2 separate regions of the Homo sapiens genome follow, and region 2 is linked to region 1. A link is a loop called in an ENCODE intact Hi-C map of the cell type or tissue named here. Cell type or tissue: Caco-2. All regions are shown on one strand. Links, peaks and the distances in the headings refer to the core of each region. The heading gives the core; the rest is flanking DNA.

Region 1 (8,824 bases), core at 303-8,302:
TGACTTCTGGAAATTTCCACTTGAATGTCCCACTGGCACCTGAAACTCGGACTCAACCCATCCAAACCTGATTGCTTCATCAGCCACCCCCTTCAAACCCCCCTCTTTCAAGCTCCAAATCTTGGTGAATGGTTTCACCAACTGCACAATTAATTAAACCAGAAAACTTAACCTCATCTTGATCATCCCCTGCATCTATTCAGTCACCATTTCTGGCCTGTTCTATGTTTTAAATGTTTCTTCCTCCCTTCAGCCACTCAACATGAAGATGACAGAATAAAGAACCTTATGATGATCTATTTTTACTTAATGAGTAATAAATGTATTTTCTATTCTTTATGATTTTCTTTTTCTGAGGTGGAGTTTTGCTCTTGTCACTCAGGCTGGGGTGCAATGGCATGATCTTAGCTCACTGCAACCTCCACCTCCCAGGTTCAAGCAATTCTCCTGCCTCAGCCTCCTGAGTAGCTGAGATTACAGGTGCCTGTCACCATGGCCAGCTATTTTATTATTATTATTATTATTATTATTATTATTATTATTATTATTAGAGATGAGGTTTCACCATGTTGGCCAGGCTGGTCTTGAACTCCTGACCTCAGGTGATACACCCACCTTGGCCTCCCAAAGTACTGGGATTACAGGCATGAGCCACCACGCCTGGCCTTTATGATTTTCTTAATAACATTTTCTTTTATCTGGCTTGCTTTAAGAGCACAGTGTGTAATACATATAACACAAAATATATATGATCAACTATTTTCTATGGTAACCCAAAGTGAAATTTCAAGTTTATTTTATACACATTAAAAGAGATAAGAAATGCAGTTTTTTCTAAAGCATGATTACTCTAATTCTAAAAGAAATAATTCTGAATATGGTTTTATTTCTGCATATATTTATACAACACTACAAGTGCCACCTGAAGTTTTCAAATTACAAAGTTTTCTACAGATTATTGTGCAGTGATAACGATAAGCTCTCTAGTTTAGCATACTACAGTACACAAGTACTGTATCAAGCTGGATATTATTAAGCATGAGACATAAACAGGCCAATCGAAATCCTTTGAGATTAAGAAGTGATAGTTACCAATAAACATAAGTGGAAACCGAACAGGTCAAGAAGGATTGAATATTTAAGAATCCATGAAGCATAAACAATTGATGCAAATGTATCTCTCATTTTATTTTTTTGCGATAGGGCCTCACTCTGTCGCCCAGGCTGGAGTGCAGTGGCATGATCATGGCTCACTGCACATACCACCACGCTGGTCTATGAATTGACTACTCATGTTATCAGTAAGGCTTCCTTCCAGTCACCAGTAGAGTATTGGTACTTTAAGTTTTGAGGGAGTCAAAGCTATACTTGAATTTTTGACTGCACAGGGGGTTGGCACCTCTAACCCCCATATTGTTCAAGGGTCAACTGTGAATAGATAAGACTAGATAGATAGATAGATAGATAGATAGATAGATAGATAGATAGATAGATACATAGATAGATACATAGACAGACAGACAGATATAGAAATAGAGACAAAGATAACAGTTGACACAGAACTTGACATATACTAAGCCACTGGTAATGATCCTAGTCTATCACAAACTGATGATCCGAGAGCCAGTTCCGGCCCGTGGATGTATTTCATTAGATGGCAAAGTTTCACCTAAAAACCTGGAGTGTTAATTTATTGTGAAAGCAAGTCTTAAGGTCTGATAGCACTGGGTCTGTATTTCTCACACAATCAGCAGCTAGAGCTGCATAGGACCAACTCAACTCATATGACACTGAGGTGCCACAATTTATCACAGACCTCATCAATTCTTAGGTTTTCTCCTTGGCCTACTTCACCATTATCCGAGCTTATACCCTGCTCCTATATAAAACTATGGGAAATGCTTTGAGATGAAAAGTATTCACACACCTGTGCAAGATCATATGTAACACATTAGAATTCAATGTAACTTGCTCTTTTTCCCAGGATGGCCTCTGTGCTGAATCTGCAGTAAGTGTATAAATACATAACGTATAGAAAAATTCTATTATTCTAACATGGGAATCAACATTACCACCTCAAGCAGAGGAAGGGTCAATGTTCTTTTTGCTTTAAAATTATATTGCGTGGGCTTAGAGAAATGAGCTTGGACAGTATTTCTTGAGAATGATTTCCAAATCAGCTTCCATGGGTGATGCTGATTGGAATGTTTACCTTACATAGCCCAGGGGAGCTGGCCTTTGTTCAATTTCTTGAAAGAAATATGTCAGGCCCAGTGACCCCCAAGTGGCGATTGTCATCCCTCCTTGCACATGCCATCAACTGCTAGTGGCATTTCTTCAAATCAGTAAGATGTCCTGTCGTGTGGGGTTGCCCCAGCCTGGAAGTCCCACGGAGCCTCTGATTATGGCATCTCCTTGTTAAAGTCCGGGGATTCTGGCATTCCACATCTTAAGAAGCGGGCATCCTGCATGCTCTCTGATGTTTGGTTTTGTAGTGTCTTTTCAGAGAGTACAAAAACCTATCTGTGAGCATCCTGACCTCTGATTCTATGCATATCAAACCACAACCAGTATGCTTCAACAACAAACTCAAAATTCAGCGTCCCTAGTGAACTCTAATTCTGACACTGATCCTAATTTATTGTTTGACCCTGGGCTAATCCAAGGGTTTCCATGAATCCCATGTCTCTTGTGATGATTTGGAGAATTACTAGGTTAAAATGTGTAATACACATATACTGCAAGTTGTCACGGCAGAATACTGGGGAAAGTTTTCCATCATTCAATCACTATAATCCAATTGAAGGAAAAGCTTAAGAAGAAAAGTGACCTTGGAAAATCAATGTTTTCAATCAATGGAAATATTTGATAATATTTCTCCAAAAAATTAAGAAACTTTTTTTATCAAGTTCTAAGACTCTCTAATTATAAGTTTTGAAGACATACTGATGCATTATCTAGAAAAAACTTTTTCCTTAATAGTCTCACAGCTGAGATTGTGTTTATTCCTGCAAAAGTATTAGCTTTACAAATTAAAAAGCACATTAGATCAATATATAGAGAAACATTACTAACACAAAACAGTATAAGAATAATAAATCTAATTTATTTTAGAGACTTCAAAAATATTTTCCAAAGAATGTGAGTAAACTGTCTTTGTCCATTTATCTCTAATGCGTCTTGGAATTATATTTCCCAGGTCCACTCCCAACTCTCCTAAACCTAAAGCAATACATGAAGGCAAGTCCTTCCTCAAAAGTGTAGAATTCCAAGATTCCTCCCTCCTCTGATTGGGTTTTGTTTGTTTTGTTTTTTAAAAACAGTTTTCTAATTAGAGCAGCATTTCAGGAGCAGACACTTCTAGGCTTGGTGTCTACATTTTACAGTCAGTAAGAAATATTGTTTATAATTTCATGGAAGGTAAAACATTTCACCAAGGGCAAACATTCATCATGCAATGAATCAACATCCAGTCACCTCTATCCCCATTCACATGCAAATAACGTACCAATTTTCCTACTTGTCATTATGTATGACATTTAAATCCAGTTACTTTGGACCTACAACACTAGTTAACCCCAGGCAAGTTGAGATCCCAGACAAACCCTTGCTCATGTATTAGGAACTTATCATTTCTTTCTTTCCTGCCTCCCTTCCTTCCATCCTTTTTAGTAAAGACTCTTCTTTACCTTAGGACATTCTTTCTTTCTTTCTCTCTCTCTCTCTTTCCTTCCTTCCTTCCTTCCTTCCTTCCTTCCTTCCTTCCTTCCTTCCTTCTTTCCTTCCCTCTTTCTCTTTCCCTCTTTTCTGTCTCTTTCCTTTTAGTAAAGTCTTCCATAAAATACACCAAATTCTGAGTAACAAAATACTTCAGACTATACACTTTACTGGAGCAGAAAACCGCAACTTAAAATAACTTCTGATTGGTAAATAAGTGGTAAGTCTAATGAATTTGGGAGATTTTCCAGTTAGAGATTGTATTTCTCTTCCCTCTAAATGTTGCCACGGGGTAAAAGAAGTAAAGTTTAAGTCAGACCAGGCGGCCACTTTTTGACTACATCAAAGTCAAATGAAGGAATAGAACTACTACACAGCTGGAAAAAATTACCTTCTTTACTGTGTGTTTTAGTTGTTTTTTTCCCCTTTTTAACATAGACAATTAAGGGGAAAAAATCTACCCACATGATTGAAAGAACTGTGGAAGGCACATCTAAGCAAATATTTAATTCCTTTAAAAATTAATGGAACACTGAAGCCCATAAAAAAAAGCATATTTGAGTTAACTACAAACAAAAATAAATTCTTAATTTACAAAAGAAGCATTAATATACGGAATGAAACATCACCTTTCTGATTCACCAATAATTTCACATGCCCTTCAACGTGAGGATTTGCAGTATCAAAGAGAGGGGTCAAAGTGGAGGGTATGAAATAGATGTAAAGCAGCTGAAGTATTCCTCACCAGGATTAATAATGAATAAAATTGTTATTACAGTGTGATGAGTTTGCTAAATTTCTTGGATCTGGGGAAGTAACAGTTATTTTCGCAGAATTAGGCACACCTCAGTGGCATGTGCTTCTCAATTATTTATTCTGGGGTGACAACAGTGCAGATGGCAGCCAACTAACGACTGGGACCCTGTTCATATTAGCACTGAGGCCCTGCACCCCAGGCAGGAGAGAAGGGCTCCCATAGAGGCAGTAGGTAGGTCTTAGCCTTAGACAGAATGTTTACAGAATGAGTTTTGTGGTTTTGAAGCCTTAGTTTGGGATTATTTATAGTAAGACTGGGATTGCATAGCTATTAGAAAGAAAACAAAAAGTCAGTTTATATGCTTTCCTATTGATGTTTCAATAAAACACTGTTTTATTTTTCTTATCTGGAAAATGAAAGGGTTGGGCTAAATGGCCGCTGGCAGACATCTTTAAGAATGAATGTCTTTCAGGGAATCCAGAGATGACGAACTCGCAGTTTGAATGTAAAGGTCACATCTCAAGAATGTGGAACATGAGCAGGGTAATTCAGCCACTGAAATGACTTGTTCATCTTGCTCACTGGTATCATTAAAGTGGCACCTAACTTAGAGCTTTGTGAGACCTCTGGGATCATCTCATACAACTCTCTCATTTTACAGATGAGGAAACTGAGGCTGAGAGAGGCAGCACATCTACCAATGGGAACATTATTCGAGATCTTTTTCACAGCCCCTTGTCATATAGAATTAAATGCACTAAGACAATAGGTAGAATGAAAAGAACAAAAAGATAAAAACTTTTATCCAATTTTTAAAGTAAGAAAGAGGAAATGGACTTCTTAAAACAGAGAAATAATCACAAATGCCACAAACATTCTTACAGTGTGGTTGCAGTCTAGCTCATTATTTTCTTACAAAGAAAAAGAAAAAAGTTTTGTAATGTGTGTATAACAACCCTGTTGTTCACTTTCCATTAAACAAAAGAGAAAGTTTTAACAAAAGGTATAATTCATTACTTCTGGATCTGTATGAATTAAAGCAGAACAATAAAATAGGAAAATAAATCAAACATCTTCATGTTAGACTGTCATTGTTGTATGACAGAAAAAATAAGTATTCTAAGAATAAGATTTCCTTCTAAGCATTTTATAAATAAATTGAGGGGAAAATGATTTTAGGTAAGCATGAATTCAAACTCTAAAGAAACAAACAAGATTACTTCAAAACATTAAAAGTTAAGTTATTTAAAGTTTACAGGTAAAGTTAAAAGATTCTGTAACCACAAAGGCTTGGCAACAGTGAAGAAAAGAGCACAGCGGAGTTTTGAGACCGCTGGATGTTAACCATGTACATAACTCTTAAAAAGCTAAGATCTGAATCATCATTTAAAAGTACACACACTCGTTACAGACATTTTGAAAACTTATGAGAATATGGGCATACAACCATTAAACTTTTGAGCAAAAAAAAAAAAAAAAATTAAAGACAGAGAAAGAGAGTTAGTTTGTTTTACAAGGCAAAAACCAAGTTGAAAAGGTTGTCCTGACATGCAAAATGTCTGCGACGTGCCCCTGCTTTCTCTGGCTGTCTCCTGAGCACTTCACTTTACCAGGTACAAAAGGTCCATCTTCCAAATAAAGGTCAATTGCTCCATCACATATATTGTGATGAGGGTCCTTTGACTTCACCGTAGCCAATGAAGCCCCCAAATTGAGCTCCCCAGCAAGTGGGCAGAAAATTTCATCATGTGCTGCCGAAGCCCATTAAAATGAAGAAATGTGAGAAAAGAAATTCTTGGAGGAAATCTTCCAATGTTGGACATCCATATTTGAATCAGATATCTTAATTGCTGGAGCTGGGCATTTCAGGAGGCTCTCATATGAAGAAGAATTTAGAGATTGGGTTAAAAAGCTGAGCTTCTGAGATCCTGTGTCCCACCCCATTCAACAAAGCAATCACTATCCATCAGTGTCCAACCATTGTTAACGTCTACTGGATGTTAAAGCAGGTTTACAGAGGATTAAGGAATCAAACTTACTATTATGCAATTTTAAAGTTTCTACAAGAGTCTAGCGAATTTTCAAAGGGATTTTTGAGGAGGTGAGGAGGCAGGACAAGGGAAGCTAACATTAAATTAAAAAATACTTAATTGCTAAGCAACAAGATAAGAATCTAAGTGATCTTAAAGACAAAGTCCTCAGGTCTAACTTTGTAGGTCAATAGCATTGATGCACAATCTTGCAAAGCCTGTGGCTGTTTGGCTTGGCAACTTTTCTAGGTGCTTTTCCACTTTGGTATTGAGGAAATAGCATCATCATACAATTTTATTTATTTTAATAATGATGCTTCCCATTGAACCTGTTTTAAATGGGATGGGACTGGTTTATTTGGGTAAATGTTGAAGTTAATAATATGTCCTTCTTCAATATGTGAGAAAAACTTTAGCATTAACCATGCTTAAGGCTTCCTCCTTGAATCTTGACTAGATTTTGCAGACTTCTGCTTAATTTTATGTCTGTTATTCTTTTTTTTTTTTTTTTTTTTTTTTTGCGACAGAGTCTTGCTCTTGTCACCCAGGCTGGAGGACAGTGGCGTGATCTCAGCTCACTACAACCTCCACCTCCCAGGTTCAAGTGATTCTCCTATCTCAGCCTCCGGAGTAGCTGGGATTACAGGTGTACACCACCACACCCGGCAATTTTTTTTTTCTTTTTTTTTTTGAGATGAAGTCTCACTCTGTCACCAGGCTGGAGTGCAGTGGTATGGATTCTCAGCTCACTGCAACCTTCACCTCCCGGGTTCAAGCGATTCTCCTGCCTCAGCCTCTGGAGTAGCTGGGACCACAGGCACGTGCCACCACACCCAGCTAATTTTTGTATTTTTAGTAGAGACAGGGTTTCACCATGTTGGCCAGGATGGTCGCGATCTCTTTACCTCGTGATCTGCCCGCCTCAGCCTCCCAAAGTGCTGGATTTACAGGCATGAGCCACCGCGCCCAGCCGTCATTCTTTACCATGAAGCTTTTTAGCCATAATGTGTGTGACGGCAGCTGAACAATTCAGATTTCAAATTACTCCTTTCTCCCATCTCTACCTTTAAAAATAACTTCCAATATTCTTTCCCTTTACAGTCAGTGGCAACCTGTTCTAATAGAAAAGAAAAAAAAAATCTCAATTAGAAATTGCCCTTGTTTCCATATGGTTATTAAAAATGATCTACACTGAAGTTTTTAGAGCATGACTGCCAACCAAAACAGAATGGATGTTCAAACTGATCAATCTGAATAACTCTTATCTCATGATTTACATGAAAAATTCTCCCAAAGAAAGATGCAGAGGAAACACAGGCACCTTTTTCAATGCTTCCTAATCAGAAAGGCAGCAGTTAGGAAGGAACACAAGCCTTATGCTACCCTCTGCTCTTGCTATTCTTCCAGGATTCCTGGCTAACAAAAGAGGAGAATGTTGCTGGGACAGGGGAGGATGGAGATGTAGCACCCACCCCTTGGGAGTGAAGCCCGCTGAGATGAGGATGAGCCATAGCTCCTCGGGGACCCCAGAGCTGCAGCTACAGTCTTTCTTACTCATCACGGGCTGTGCTTTGAGGGATCTGAACACAGCTATGCACAAAGTGTATTGAAAATACCATTCACATGCATAAATATATGTGTGGGCTACATAGAATAAAACTTTAATATCCTATCTTGGATACATGTATATTTTCATAGACCAAATAATGAATAATGTTTCTCATTTTAAAAATTATCTACTTCATTAATTGTTCTTTTATATTTTCTTAATTCATACAATTATAGTATTCTGCTTAGACTACATCAAATTGAAACCACATCAAAGCTAGAAATTCTGGCTTCCTGTCATGGATTCCAAGACTAGAAAATTCAAAAAAGGTCAGAAAATGAATAACTTTCATTTGCCAAGTACTCGCAATTTGCAGTTTAAATAACTAACTCCGCCTTGTCTATCTTTAGAATCACAATAGATAGCACAATGCCTGGCACAGAACTCACCCAGGTCAGCCAAAGTCTATATATCTGTCCTAACTTTTCGATCTCATTGGGAAAAATCAGCCAGTATTTGATCTGATACAAACAAATTAATAAACATATTAGAAAACACTAGCTTACTAAGTCATTATCTAGTAAAGAAATGTATTGTTAAATTTTTTGTCAAAATCCATATTACAGGTAACACAAAATCAATTTACTAGCACTGTCTCTGAATTCCAGAAGTTCATCATGTAAAACAGAAAATATTGAAACTGACACATTTATGAAGAATAAATCTGCATTCAATTTATTCCATAATAGGCTATAAAAGTGTTTGACATCA
Region 2 (8,824 bases), core at 324-8,323, 68 kb before region 1:
TAACCTCATGCCAAGAAGATAACCATCATTTACAGTTTCATGTATATATGCCCATATTTTCCCTATGAACATGTAAGCAAATATATGTATTAATAATAGTAATTTGGTAAACAATCATCAGGATTAATAACTAAATTTGAAATGGCTAAGTAATGACCCACAATACAAAAATAATTCAGAAATGGATGGATAAGGAGGAAAACATTCACAGATTGCGTTACTCAAAGTATGGCCCCAAGACCACCTAAGTCATTCGTTTTTTTGGCATTCCTACTCAGTGTCCAAGAATAGAGTCCAGGAATCTGTATTATAACAAGCTGTCCAGATGATTCCAATGCACACTAAATTTGAGAATCACTGATTCAAAGTATATAATTTTTGTCTTAATTAAACAGTGAATAACAATTACACATAGACAAAACCAAAACACCTTTAACTTATCTTTCAATCATAAGAAAATTGGATTATCTTTTCCTAACCATTTAGTCTCTAATATATGTTTAGAAACAGAAAAGCAATTGTCCCCCTCCCCTCTTCCAGGTAGAAGGACCTCAATATATAAGTCAACACCATGCTCATCACTCACTCCTCCATAGAAGGAGGAGAAACTTAACTGACTGACAACTGTGGAGAAGAAGCAGGACGTGCTTCTCCAGCCCCTTCTGGAACTCTCTTTGGGATGCCTTCCCACAGAGTGCATGATTTTCTTCCAATTTCTGCCAGACCATAGACTTAAGAGATACAGCTCATGACTAAGTCAGAAAGTCTATTTGGAAGCCCAGTGTTGCCAGCCAGGCAGTTCACATCCTCCAGTTTACTCTTCAGTAATAAAAAAGCAGACCAAAATACCTACCTCTGTCTGACTTCCATATCTGTCAATTGGCTCCTAGTGAGGTGGGAGGGGGCCTATTTAGTATCGTCACTGAACTTCACTCAACACAATCTCAGTGGGCGAAGGTGCCCATTATTTTCATAACCATTTAATATAAACTTTATGTTCTTTTAGGGCTGTTTTATTTTACTGTTAAGTGGAGTCAGTTAATTCCACAAATGCACAGAAGTAAAAATACAGACCTGTTTTGAGAAGAAGTTCTAAAAACACATCTCAATACATATTTCTTCATAATTTATAGGAAGGGAGGGATGAGGAAGGGACAAGAGGAGAGGAAAGAACAGAAGAGGAAGGAGATGAAAGGGGAGGCAAGGGAAGAGTAAGGGAGGAGAGAAGAGGGGAAAACTGACTACAGCTTACCCTTGTCTCACCCTTTTCTTTGTCATACATACTACTTTTGCTTGGAAAGATAAAGAAATAGCACTGAATTTGGGTGACAGTTCTGTTCAGCTTCTACCCCATACTCTGTGTACAAGCCACCAAATATTATATCACCCTTGGGCCCTAGTTTCCCCCAAACACTCTTGGATAGACACTATGATCTCTTCTACCATTTAACTTTTTCCTGCTCCTACAGCTTATGCATGAGATTTCATGATACAGGGTCATTCCCTTTCCAGATGATGTTGGCTGACCCAGCTCTGCTGCCGCTTGCTTGCAATTCTCAGGCAGAATTTACCAAGAATGCAACATCCTAAGATAATGAGGAGGTATCCAGAACAACCCAGGTTATGTCCTCATTCTTCTTAGAACAAGATGTAGATGTTTTACAGCACTCGACTCGGCAAACCAAGTGGAACCCAGGGTATATAAATCAAGGGTATATACATTCAGGGTCCCAGAGCTGTAGTTTGAGTGTTGTCTCAGTGAACTCATGCAACTGTTAGAGAACCTTTGCATCCTTTGTTTTCTTCAAACATAGCAGAACAATTTTTAAATGTCAAAGTTGTATGTCAGGAAAGCTTGTGAGTTCTCTAAAAGACCAAGGATAGCAGAGTTTGCAAAACGCAGTCAACAAACAGGTATTGCTTTAAGAAGTGATGAGATTATCAAACACAAACATTCTTTCCTTTAAGTAGCAACATGCTTGACATCACAAGCTCTGGACCATGACTCAGGAGGTCTGATCTTTTGTTTCATTTTTGCTGTCAATTTACTGCTTGACTTTGAGAAAAAAATGCTTTGCATTCCCGATGGTTTGAATAATAGTTTATAAAAATGGATCATAATCACTAATAGGAACCAATAAACTGCTCCAATCCTTTTTGTATGAGTAGGATTATTTTAGTCTGCTATAACAAAATATCATAGACTTGGTGGCTTAAACAACAGACTTTTTTTTTTTTTTATAGTTCCAGAGGCTGGGAAGTCTAAGCCAGCAGATTTGGTGTCTGGTAAGGGCCCACTTCTTGGTTTGTAGACAGCCACCTTGCCTTTTCATTGTGTGCTCCCATAGCCTTTCCATGGCACATGCTTCTGCAGAGGGAGATGTCCCTCCCTTTCTGTTCTTAAAAGGGCACTAATCCCATCAAAAGAGTGCCACCCTCAAGATGCTATCTCAACTTATTTGTCTCCCAAAGGCCCCACCTCCAAATACAAGAACATTGAGGGTTAGGCCTTCAACACATGAATTTAGGGAAGAGGGAGAAGCAAACATTCAGCCCATAACATGAGTGGAGCGGAAAAAACATGGAGCTAGGTGACTTTAAGTGAATTACTGTAAGTCTCTGGGGATTAATTTCTCATCTGTAAAATGAGGAAAACTGGATGACAATTTTAACATCCATGTCTGTTTTAAAAGTCTAGAACACAAATAATATTCCTGGAAAAAAATAAATTGTTGTTTTTCTATATCCATTTGATGCTAGTATGTGTGAGTGGTGGCACAGAAGTGGGAGGTTAACTTTGTAAAGCTAAAACTCCAGAATGGCTTTCAAAATATAATTGAGTTGCTTGGCTGAAACTTTACATGCAGAATCAAAGTACACTTAGAAAATATAAAATATAGAAGATAGTATTGTGCTTTAGCTAGCTATAAAGGCCACAAAATATTATGCATTTTAATAACTATTATTTTTAAAAATTCTTATAGTTTCCAATCTCTAACTGATCAGACGAGAGACATTTTCTTCAAAAATTTCTTTATCTCCCCTGTAATGTCTCTTGGATTTCTGTAAGAAAATGCTCATTTCTTTGTCCCAAGGTACTGAAGATACATCTTAGCTTAAAAGATGGTTGGTGCAGACCTCTGAGTGGGCCCCTGGTGTTTATGTAAATAGGGCTTTCGATTGGCAAGCAATTAGCCATTCATGACATTTGACACTGTTACTAATGTCATCAGAGTATCTAATTAAGTGTACTTACGCACATGACACTCCATGATGTAAGGAACTCACAACACAAACATATTTCCCGGTTTCTGGATACCACAAACTTAATACTTCAGCTGAAATTCATTACAATCTGATTACAAATTCAGCAATGACCCCTTTGAAGAATGCAAACCACTATTTTCCAAGAAATTTAATTTGGCATTCCTAGCCTTTTCTTTACTCTCTGCAATATTTTCTACATCCTCAATTAAATGAATCAGCTCTGCTACAGCCACCGTTTATAGTGATTAACAAAAATAGGCCAGTGGGTTTGTTTTGAGCTTCTTTCTATTTCAGCCTAAAGTGCAGGAATCTTGGCTAATGAGAAGCAGCTGAGAATTAGAGCGGCCTGGCTTGATCAAGACTGTGGTGAATACACCAGGTGATTATATGACATCTTTATCTGTCCCATGATATGGCTAGAAATGGGACAGGGAGCACAGGGTCAGGTTGGGGGATCAGGCAGATCTGCATTCAAATCCCAGTCCCACAACCTACGAGCTGTGAAACCCCTGACAATGGGCTGAACTCTCCGAGGCCCACTTTCCTCATCTGTAATTAGAGATAATAATTCCTGCTTCAAAGAGCTGTCATGAAGATTTAATGAAAGAGACTGGTAGGATAAATAATAAGTTCTCCATTAATACCAATTCCTTCTCTCTACAACACCCTCCCACTTCTGATACTTTCCATTGCCCCCTTCCTTCCCTTCCTTCCTTCCTTCTTTTCCTTCCTTCTTTCATTTTCCTTCCCTCCTTCCTTATTTCCTTCCTTCCTTTATTTTCCTTCCCTCCCTCCCTCCTCCCCACCTTCTTTCCTTCCTTCATCACACATATTCTTTTATAATTTGACACTAGCTAGGTAGTGTATATATAACAGGCACAAGACACTGTTTCTCCCTTCAAAGTACTTACTATCCGGTGCAGGAGACAAGTAACAAGTATAGTAGTCCCCCTTATCCAGGGGGGATACATTCCAAGACCCCCAGTGGATGTCTGAAACCATGGAGAGTACTGAACCCCATATATACTGTCTTTTCCTATATAAAACATACCTATGATAAAGTTTAATTAATAATTTAGGCACAGCAAGAGGTTAACAATGATAAAATAGAACAACTAACAATTATAGCAATATGCCAGCATCATTACTCCTGCACTTTGGGGCCATTATTAAACAAAATAAGGGTTCTTTGGGCACCAGCACTGTGATGCTGCCACAGTCAATCTGATAACCGTAACGGAGTGGGCCACCAAGTAACTAACAAGCAGGGAGTGTCTACAGTGTGGCCATGCTGGACAAAGGCACGATTCACATCTTGGGTGAGATGGGGCCAGACAGGGTTAGATTTCACCACATTTCTCAAAATGGCATGCAATTGAAAACTTATGAACTATTTATTTCCAAAATTTTCCATTGAATATTTTTGGACCACAGTTAACCATAGGCAACTAAAACCTCAGAGAGTGAGCCCAAGAATAAGGGCGGGGTAAGTGTACTTTCAATACAGTAATACATACGGGGTGGGTAGGAGGAGCACATGGAAGTAACATTCAACCCAGTCTCATAGCAGGGAAAGTCTAGATTGAGCTGATGGAGAGCAGTAGGTGGCTAGATCAAGAAATCTAGATGTCAGAGAGCTTGTTCACAACAGGAACATCACATGCAAAGGCCCGGAGGCATGAGAAAGCCTGCAACTGCAGGTATTTCTGACTGACTGACAACAGGCACAAAAAGGTAGTTGCAGGAAATGAATTTGGAGGTAGACAGAGGCCTGATCGTAAAGCACTTTGTAGACCTCACTGAGGGATTGAAACTTTATATGGAGGGTAATCAGGGGTGACTGCACAGTTTTAGGCAGAAGCGGCAAGACACAATTGTGCTTTAGAAGTATGGTGGAGGAGGTATAGCAGTTAAGATAGCGAGGCCACAAATGAAGCCTTTGAAGTCCTCCAGAGAAAAGATGATGGGTACCAGAAGGGGAGTAGTTAGAATTTTTATTATCTCCTCTTGGAACTGAGAACAGCCTCAGGAACTTCTGAGAACTTTTGAGCTAATCAAATAAGCTTATCACTTTTTCCACTGTGCTGGGTGTTAACAGTTTATAAGCACGAGTGAATACCTGCTGTTATCACTTGTGTATTTCCTTTGTGACTCATGGTATTTAAGCTACAGTTAGGTCCAGCTAATGACTGCTGTGGAGTCACCTCTCTGGGTGGTGACCAATGTCTTCTTTCTGTGCCAGGAGAGCACTCTTTACAGAATTATCTTAAAACCAAACCAAAGCAAAACAAAACCCTGATTAGCCTTCTAAAGAATCAATTTGATTATGGTTTAATTTTATGTTTGTGTGGAGAGGGAGAATAGTTCACAAAATAAAACTCCCCCACCTACATGACCTTCCCTAACTGCTGCTATGACTTCGGAAGAACTATTAGTGTTTAACAAAACATGTTGCATCAAAGTAGCTGAAGGGCAGAGTAGTTAGAGAATCCTAATATCTTAAGAGATTTGCCAATCCTGACATTTTTATAAGAAATCCAGGCACCTAAGAAATTACTCAAAATTATAATTTTACCAAACTTCAAATTAGAAAGAATTATTCTTCAAAGGTACAAAATAGGAAAATAATACTTATTTATCTTGAAGAATAGCTTGCAAATAAAAGAACTTTCTTTAAGTTAAAAAGGGTAACTTGGCATGTAAAGCTGATATTTAAAAAAATGTTCCCTAGATCCACATAAATACAGCCACCGCTGATTATTCAGAGAGGAGTATGAGTGAATAGCAGGAGGCAACATTTTAACACTGGCAATTTTTAAAATTATTTGGGCTTGCACTATTTCTTTGCCAGAAAGCAATGAAGTGCGAAACCAATCCAACAAAACCAGACAGACTGGGACACCACTGCTTACATATTTTTACCAAGCATTCAACTTGCAGACACCATCTGAACCCTATGGTTCAAAATCATAAATCCTTCTGTGAGGCTCATTTGTTATTATTTGGGCTCATTTATCATCCCCAAAAGACAACCACAAAGAAAAACACAATTGGATACAGTCGATCCATAAATGCTCTTATGTTTGCAGGGGGCCTAATTTAAATAAAAAGAAACTTACCTGAATTTCCTTCCAAACCTAACTTCCACATCTACCCAGGCTTTAAGGATTCAAATATATTTCTAGAAATATTTCCACTTCTGTTCCCTTCTCTAGCTCTGATCATTTTATCAAGCTCCCATTTGCTGAGTGTCTTTATGCACCATAAGCTCTTCACAGTGTCTGATCTATTTACAACTGGAGTGTAAGGTAAGTTGTATTCATTTGCAAGGGCTGCCATAACACAGTACCACAGACTGGGTGGCTTAAACAACAGAGATTTCTCATAGTGAAAGGAGAGGCTGGAAGTACAGAATCAAGGTGTCAACAGGGTTGGTCCCTTCTGAGGGTTGTGAGGGAAGGAACAGCTCCAGGCCTCACTCCTTGGCTCGCGGATGGCCGTCTTTTTCCTGTATCTTTATGATGTCTTCCTTCTGTCTATGTTTGTGTCTAAATGTCCTCTTCTTCTGAGGACATGAGTCATATTGTATTAGGGCCCACCTGGCTGACCTGATTTTAACTTAAGTACCCTCCATAAAGACCATATCTGCAAATACAGTCACATTCTGAGGTTCTGGGGTTAGGATTTCAATGTATGAATTTGGGAAAGGAGATCTGGCACAATTCAGCCCATAACACAGGTATAATAGCCTCACCTTACAGGTGAGGAAATTTGGGTTTGGAAAGTCGGAGGCCAGAAAGATGGTAAGTTGTGAAGTGAATATTCTGGATCTTTTTGATTGCAAAGAGCTCCTACTCCCCACCCTAAATTGCTCCCTAACCTTAACCCCACCCCATATCATATCTCAACCCCCTCATCCCCAGCCTCATCAGTGGTATTACTGATGAAGCAATCCAGAAAAATACTTTTCCACCAGAGGCAAGGAGAAAGGTAAACAAAAGCACACTGAATGCTTTTCTTCAGTATCTGTTTAGTATGGGGTGGTAATAAGCATCTTAGTCACAGAATGTAAGAAAACTTGACCCTGCAATCTAGGAGCTTTCAATTAATGACAGACCACACCAATGCAAACAAGTTCAAAGGACAGATGCTAAACTCTGAATGAATGTCTCTAGTAACTAAATAATGAAAATTTTACATTAAACACAAGCAAAGAGATAAGCAGGGCTGGGAGGAAGTTGAGGGTGTTTCCTATTTAGATCAGGCTGGTCTGAAGGAAATCTTCATCTCTCTTCCTGTGGGAAGGGTTTCAGGAGCCTCAGAGAACCACTCAGTTTTTCATTAATTCATTACTTTAACACCATTGCAGCCTTTCAACATTTTGTTCACCTTCACTGTCAGCAACATATTACTATTACAAACTCTGTAAACATGCTTCTGAACAAAATGGTGTATTCACAAAAAATTTTAATTACTTAAGTCATAAAAAATCAGTCTAGCATCAACTCTTCTGAAAGTTTGGTTCTATATTAAAACATAAAAATTAGCTGAAGAGACATCTTGCTAAGCTTCTCAGTCACTGAAGAGCAAGTCAAGAAGTCCACAATATTCTTACCAATATATAAACACTGGAAAATGTTCCTTCTAAGCATGATAAGGATGTGAACAACAGCACCTCTCTAATGACTAAAACTTCTGTTCCTCAAAAAACACATCATTAGCCAACAACTTTCTGGCAGAAGTTGCCTTTAATTGGCATTTGTACATAACCAAGTGTTAGTCTGTATTTACACCGTAAGTTAATTTGGACAAAATTAAAAGCTAATTGATCACATATCTCAACCTCAGTCATAAATAGTGTGGGCCCAAAATATCAGTCTCCCCATGGATTTATGCAGACGATTTATGGGGAACCAGAGGAAGGCCATTTTTCAGCATTGTCCCAATGAGTGAATTAATTAGAGAAACATTAATTTTAGCTTCTATTTTAGGGACAATGAATTTAAATACAGCCACACCTTGGTATACACAGGAGATGGGTTGCAAGACTCCCTGCATATAGCAAAATCCACGCATACTCAAGTCCTGCAGTTAGCCCTGTAGAGCCAAGTACCAGAAAAGTCAGGCTTCACATCCCCAAGAATTCTGTATTTTCAATCCATGTTTAGAATAAGTGGACTCTCACAGTTCAAACCTGTGTTGTACAAAAGTCAACTATACTGTTTTTCCTCTTTCCTTCATAAAGACTTGTCATGGCTGGGTGCGGTGGCTCACGCCTGTAGTCCCAGCACTTTGGCAGGCCAAGGTGGTCAGATCACCTGAAGTCAGGAGTTCGAGAGCAGCCTGGTCAACATGGTAAAACCCCATCTTTACTAAAAAACTACAAAAATTAGCCAGGCATGGTTGGTGGCGGGCACCTGTAATCCCAACTACTCAGGAGGCTGAGGCAGGAGAATTGGTTGAACCTGGGAGGCAGAGGTTGCAGTGAGCCAAGATCGCGCCACTGCACTCCAGCCTGGGTAACAAAGTAAGACTCCGTCTCGAAAAAAACAAAAAC

What was found. Hi-C counts contacts between places; a loop is a spot of excess contacts. Peaks named below come from ENCODE experiments on the same cell type or tissue, not always from the same donor. Only the 100,000 strongest peaks of a DNase experiment are listed, where the experiment ranks them.
Region 2: a loop joins it to region 1, with 8 times the contacts of the local background. A loop is called at or near these places in 2 of 110 quality-filtered maps.

The regions. Positions count from the first base shown.
Region 1 is chr6:147,638,698-147,647,521 of GRCh38, reverse strand. It overlaps a transcript of SAMD5 not described here. Among named protein-coding and RNA genes, the nearest start is that of SAMD5, 130 kb to the right of the region's middle. In Caco-2, for the core only: no CTCF peak of the experiment used is centred there; a DNase peak (open chromatin) is centred at 4,971.
Region 2 is chr6:147,706,225-147,715,048 of GRCh38, reverse strand. It overlaps a transcript of SAMD5 not described here. Among named protein-coding and RNA genes, the nearest start is that of SAMD5, 200 kb to the right of the region's middle. In Caco-2, for the core only: no CTCF peak of the experiment used is centred there; DNase peaks (open chromatin) are centred at 5,138 and 5,438.